2 separate regions of the Homo sapiens genome follow, and region 2 is linked to region 1. Evidence: chromatin contacts called from ENCODE Hi-C data. All regions are on one chromosome and are shown on one strand. Each heading gives the region's core, a stretch centred on a gene start or an enhancer-like site at or near the end of the contact. The rest is flanking DNA. Distances are from core to core; before and after follow the strand shown.

Region 1 (3,373 bases), core at 153-2,652:
TCATATATTACTCATTTTGTGGGAAACACAATGTATTATAATGAAAAAGATTCCAGCACATTCTTTCAGTGTGTTTCAGTGATAAAATTTTGTGGGGGAATAGAGGTATACATACTCTCTTTGCTGACCATATTGTTGAAATTATGATCTTAAGCAACACTGTTAGAAATGCTTGCATAAAGTATCTTCTCTAGTATTAATGAGTTGATTCACTCTGAATTGAAGGTTCAAAAAAATGCACTAAACAAATATTTTTATATCTGTGGTATTTTCCTATTAACTACTCTTAGTGAACACGTGACCATATACCTGATATCATTAAAAAGGAAAATGGCCTAAACGAAACGTTAAAAGTGGAGGTATTTATAAAGTCTTCTGCCAAAGACCATTGTTTAATGATCTGTAAAATGTAGATTATCTTCTTTTATTATGAATGTGATTGTAAGAAACACCCTAACATTCTCTAACTTTTGAAAATGAATATTTTGTATTTCTAAGGACCAAGGAAAATATTTTTTAAGCCAATGTAGTACACAGAAGCCTTGTAAATGAGAGGTACAATGACTTGGATCAACTGCATAATGCTAGATTAGAATTCCAGCATTTGATGATAAATTTATCAATCTTTCCTATAATTCTTATACTGCACTAAATTACATTTTGGAAATTTTAGCTAATCTTTTCAAATTAAAGGCACCAACATTAATGACAGATCTTCTCTAATATGAAAAGCATCAAAACATTCCCTTTCAAGCACTTTGAATGGATGAAAATTGCCATATAATTTTCCCACCTACCTAACCATTCCATGTAAGTTAACTGAGCAGTCTAACAATGTTGTACAGAAGGTTGACAGACTATGTGCACCAAGAATATTTAAGTTGTGCAGTTAGCAAGAACTAGCCATTTCAAATATACTCAAATGTTTTGTAAATAAAAATTTTGACTCCTATAATTTTGTTCAAACTGATGTCTTTTAAAATAATTAGATTTTATTTGAATTTTAAAAGTAATCTGTTGTAAATTAGATGTTACTTTGTTGACTCTGTGATTCAATGTACACTCAGCCATATTCCTGTGGGGAAATATCAATCTTACTGACTTTCATGGCATGAGCCAGAGATTCATAGTTTCCTTTAGGACTATAAGTATGAAGACAAAACACACCAAAATAAAATGCTAGTGAAGAAATTAGAAACCTATTGTATAAAATGTATTTTTAAAATCTTAAGATATATGTGATTTACACTGCCTGTTAATCTAGTCTCTTTGTGATTAAAAAAAAACATAATATTTGTTAAGACTCAGACACCAAATATTTGTGATGTTTGTATAGCACCATCGTTATATGTGATTTCAAAGGGTAAGCATCTCTGTCGTAATCATGTAAGCCCACAGAAGAATAAATTCCTGAGGTTATGTACAACCAACTCTCAGAATTCAGACTTCCTGCAGCTGCCATATCACCAATAAATGAGAATTGTGAAAAACAATTTTTAAAGAATTGAGTTTATGATCACTGTGCATTTTGTTAATGAATGATTTCAGAGTTTTATTTTTACCAGAAATGCTCTCAGCCAGTAAACACAACTGCTGATTTCAACCATACTATCATTTCAATGGTTTCTATATTCTTGATCTAACTACCAAAAACTGGAAGCTTGTTGCAAGGTGTGTCCTAACAAACATACAATAAATGACTCTTCCTGCATGCTGCCTGAGATATGTTGTAATTTGAAATGTCTTATCAAAAAATTATACATGTTATAACCCAAAGTTGAACTGGCAATATTTTTCATGTGTAAAATTGATGGTATGTTAATATCAAAAGCAGAAGCATTGTTTGTCATACATGTATGTTATATGTGATGTTTAATCGTGTTAAACTGTAATCTGTGAAGTTTTCATTGCCTGAACTAGTCAATTCTGTATAAATCATTGTCTTAATTGTTTTCCTAATCTTACCATATTTCCTAACACTGAAATATAAATGTTTGTCAATTAGCCATTCATATTGTATTGATCTTTATAAACTTTAGTGTGACTCCATTAAACTAACCTAAACAAAGGAAAATCAAAGCTTTCCCTGTCATAGGCTCAGGGACATTTTACTTACAGCCAAAATCATTTATTCATTGAATCAACAAGTATTTATTGAGTATCTACTGTGAATCAGGCTCTATACCAAATTTTGGGAGAATGCTTAAGAACGAGAGAAATCCAAACCCTATATTCCCCAGTGAGAATTTTTGAACTCTACCTAAAGTATTCTTCTGTAACTTCCACTGAGTTAAGAAATTATTTTGTTTCTCCTATGTTATAACAAAGATTAAAGTTATCCACAAAAGAGTCTTAAATTAAAATATGGCACATTCAGTCCAGGGAAATGCCACTATCACTCACCAAAGCATTGAGTCTCAAAGTCCAGCTTTAAAATAAGTTAAAATAAAACTCGATTTAAGAGATTTGACCGTAACTCTGGAAATAACACTTCAAAGTCCCTCTCTTGAAAACTGCACATTGTGTCTATTTCAAATCATTATTCTAAGGTTCTTTGCTGCACATAAAATGCAGCACCAGACCACACTTTTTCAAATGGTGCCCCAGGAGGTGATCAAGGATATCTGTAAAAGAAGAGGAAAATGGCTGAAAGGATAAATATGTATCCACAGAATACCATAGAGGGAAGAGGGAAAAACATCCAGGATGTTTTCTCAATGACTCATATACTTACATGTGCCAAACCTGTTATCACTGTTTAAAAGTGCTTGTGCACACACACACTCACAGCCAGACTCACATCTCCAAGCACATTTCCATTTCTCTTATTCAAGGAGATGCCCCCATTGTCTTTCAAGGTGAATTGTGGCCATAACAAAGATAAATGAGTCTCAGATTCATACAAGTCAAAAGCAGATGACCAGCACCTGGAAATACTAAAGCCCTGAGCTCCAAGGCAATTCGATAATTTGAAAGAAGCATGAAACCTTGTAGTTTCTGCCATTATGGTACTCGGGGTAATGAGATTGAAAAGTGGTCTATGCCTTGATCTTGGTATTTTAAGTTAATTTTTGCAGCACTTAAATATTCCTCTGAACCTATTGAAAGCTATTGTAACTTGCCATTCTTACAAGTATTCATTAATTCATTCACTGTAAATATTTGCTAAACATTGAAGGTGAGATTACATCTATCCATACAACCATATGTGTGCAAGACAGAACAGTGTACATCAATGCTGGTTAATAAAATCAGAAAACTCTGGATTTAAATTCTAGCTTTGTCAGTCTACCTGGGTAGTCTACCTGGGTAGCTCTTTCACCATTCTGAACCTCAATTTCCCTGTTTGTAAAATAAGACTGATAGTACCTGC
Region 2 (2,994 bases), core at 463-2,962, 340 kb before region 1:
ATTAATATTTAAATTTAAATGCTTGGTGTTCTTTCCCTTGTGTAGGGCCTCTACAATGAAGGTGATTTTTGTTGTGCTTGAATATGTGTCTTTTAATTGTATTGGAAGGATGGGAAGATGTACTTCCTTGAGTATGTCCAAAGTGTTAGGGCCCTCTTAACAGAGCATATAAAATAAGCAAGCCAGGGCTGATGCTGGAAGACACACACCCAGGTTGTGGGGAAAATGTCAGGGCCCAGGTGCTCTCGTTATGCTGGAGATCAGTCTTTCCAGCCCAAGAGTCTTTGCTCATGAGTCTGAATCATGTGTTTCCTCTCTTCCTAACACTGACATTGACTTTACAATCTGATTTTGAACTCTGCTCATGTTAGGGTGCAACCATTTCACACAGACAACATTTTTTAACTGCAAATGCTTAGGCCCATTTCCCAGATTCTGGTTTACCACTGGAGATTTGGTGAATCAGCACGTGACCCTGTGAGCATTACTTTACTCATTCAATAAGCAGATGTTGTGCATCTTCTAAGTGCCAGGCTGTGCTCTAGGAACTGGGAATACCTCAATGAAAAAAAAGAAATGAAAATCCCTGCCCTTAGAGAGTTGCATCTTTTGAAGAGAGAAAGACAATAAATAGAACCATTGAATAAAATAGATAGCATGTAAGAAGTAATAAGAGCTGGCCAGACGTGGTGGTTCATGCCTGTAATCCCAGCACTTAGGGCTGAGGCAGGCAGATTACCTAAGGTCAGGAGTTCAACATGGTGAAACCCTGTCTCTACTAAAAATACAAAAAAAAAAAAAAAAATAGCCGAGCATGGTTGGCAGGCACCTATAATCCCAGCTACTTGGCAGGCTGAGGCAGAAGAATTGCTTGAATCCAGAAGGCACAGGCTGCAGTGAGCCGAGTTCATACCACTGCACTCCAGCCTGGGCGACAGGAGCAAGACTATGTCTCAAAAACAAAAACAAAAAAGTAATAAGTGCTATCTCGAAAAATAAAGTAGGGGAAAGGGCCAACAGTGCATCTCATGAGTTTTCAACAACTTCGTTATTTTATATCCTAAGTCTATCTTTCCTTTTGTGACCACATTGCCTACCTTCACCCTAGTTTCTTCATTTCCTGGACAATTTCAGCGGGTATTTTTGGTCATAAGGCAGGGGCCTGACTTCTGTTTTGTGAGTTTAAGAGAAAGGCTTGAGCCTATGATGTGACCGCTCATAGCCCATCCCCTTCGGCACCTGTCCCAAAGTATTAAACAGCAGAGAGGAAACTTTCTTTGGAAGGGAAAATTAGGTATTAGTAGAGGGTCTCTGTGTAAATGAGGTTTTTTTTTTCCTGAAATCTGGCCATGGTCTGATAGCCTGAGGCTGGAGCCAGGGCAGTAATTTTCACTTTAGGTGAGATGGTCAGATGAGAAAAGCCTTCATCCTCTGGCATCATCTCTTTGTCTAGAAACATTTGGAAGTGCTTGCCTTGGTAGTGGATAAGGATTTATGGTTGCTTTAATGTTGCCTTAGAAACAGATTAATTGCTTAGCTTTGAGTCTTTCAGTCAGCAAGAATTACATAGAAGGGAATTCCAAGTACTGATGAAGGCCATCAAGGAGTTCCTTGGAATAACCCCAGCTGCCAATCAAGAGGATGCCATTAGGATGACTGTCCAATATATTGGGCTGTTAGGAATGCCAGCATATGCCTTTGCTCTGAGTCACGTCCTCCTTGGTAGTCAAAACTGGCTATAGCTTCCAGCAGGGAATGGTCACCGTGCTGCCAACCACTCTTCAGGCCTCTGCTCCAAAAGCTCTCCCTCTTCCTTTACAAAGCAGTTGGATCTATCTCTTGTAGATGTGGGTTTCTATTCCTTGTAGCTGTGACCTCTTCCTCCGACACAACTGGCTGGACTACTCACAGCTGGATATCTTTTTACCATCCTTTGTCAGTGTCATTTGGGTCTGTAATCTGTGGGTGATGGGTTGTGTGTTGTTTTAAAATAAATAGTGATCAGAAGATAATTTGGGTATTCTTGATACTGTGCTAAAGTCTCATTTCATGATGTAATGGATATTTTAAGTTAGTACTGCTCACAGTTGTACGAGTTGATCTGAATCCACCATAAAAATCAGCCTATACTTTGTATTGGTAAATTAAGGCAGAATATAAGAAAGCCAGGCAGCAAATCAACATATCCACAGTCTCTATTCTTATCTTTCTGCTTAATTTGTATGGAAATGTATATTTGAGGGAAAATGGGGAGAGTTTAGTAGAACTACTTTGAATCTGATGATAGAGGAAAGACCCCGAAAGAAAGAAAACAAAAGGATGAAGAAGGAACTCACATTTAGATAACATCTATTCCACATCTTCGTGGGCATTTGAATTTGGTATTAATTTAATAAGAAAAAGAAATTTAAGTCCAGAGAGTTCTTTCCAATTGCTTCATTGCCAATAAGCTACATCAGTGTGCTGTGTCCACTGTTCACAAATTATAATACTGCTCTCTTTTGAATATAATTGTAATGTTTTTAGTTAACACCGGAAGCCCCCTTCCTTTTTCTCTGATAATGATGATGGATTTTTACTGACCTGTCTACCTTTAGACATCTGGTGACCTTTTGGCTAAGAACATATTGTGGGATGTGGGCTAGGGAAGGGATAAAGGGCAGGGCTTTTTCTTGGCTGGCCCAGGAGATTGCCCTGACAGTGCATGCAGGAAGAGGTTGCCAGGCAATTGCTAAAAGACCAGATTGAAGGGCAGCTGTCTCTAGGAACATGCTAGCCCTCATGTTACATCACAGTTATTGATGCTTGTCTGTTTGAGTCTAATGCATAAGATAAAAGCCAGGCTATTGGAAACCTTCCACAAGACTTTTGCTAACTAGGCCCTCCTGACCCTGCATGGAAGCCAAGAGGCTTTCCAACGGGCTAGTCCAAGCCAACCCCAATAGTTCTCAAAGATTACTTCACACACTATCAGGGATGATATAATGGAGCAGT

The links. Hi-C counts contacts between places; a loop is a spot of excess contacts on that map. Pooled maps may share reads with other maps.
Region 2: a loop to region 1 is called in a map of mammary epithelial cell, with 2.6 times the contacts of the local background. The contact joins two enhancer-like sites. A Hi-C loop is called at or near these places in 2 of 168 maps with a recorded cell type or tissue (chondrocyte and mammary epithelial cell) and 1 of 50 pooled maps.

Annotation. Positions count from the first base shown.
Region 1 is chr2:40,095,905-40,099,277 of GRCh38, reverse strand. It overlaps SLC8A1 (solute carrier family 8 member A1), which reads left to right. Exons shown (of 11, transcript NM_021097.5): 11 at 1-2,008. All of the region lies in intron 2 of SLC8A1-AS1 (SLC8A1 antisense RNA 1), which reads right to left. Among named protein-coding and RNA genes, the nearest start is that of SLC8A1-AS1, 180 kb to the right of the region's middle. RefSeq lists an enhancer at 2,575-2,869. Within about 2 kb of position 1,402, at least 3 of the 41 ENCODE cell types and tissues checked have a DNase peak (open chromatin) inside an H3K27ac peak, as active enhancers do; they include mammary epithelial cell, where a contact is called at or near this core.
Region 2 is chr2:40,433,754-40,436,747 of GRCh38, reverse strand. All of the region lies in intron 1 of SLC8A1 (solute carrier family 8 member A1), which reads left to right. Among named protein-coding and RNA genes, the nearest start is that of SLC8A1, 17 kb to the left of the region's middle. RefSeq lists an enhancer at 1,050-2,249. Within about 2 kb of position 1,712, at least 8 of the 41 ENCODE cell types and tissues checked have a DNase peak (open chromatin) inside an H3K27ac peak, as active enhancers do; they include mammary epithelial cell, where a contact is called at or near this core.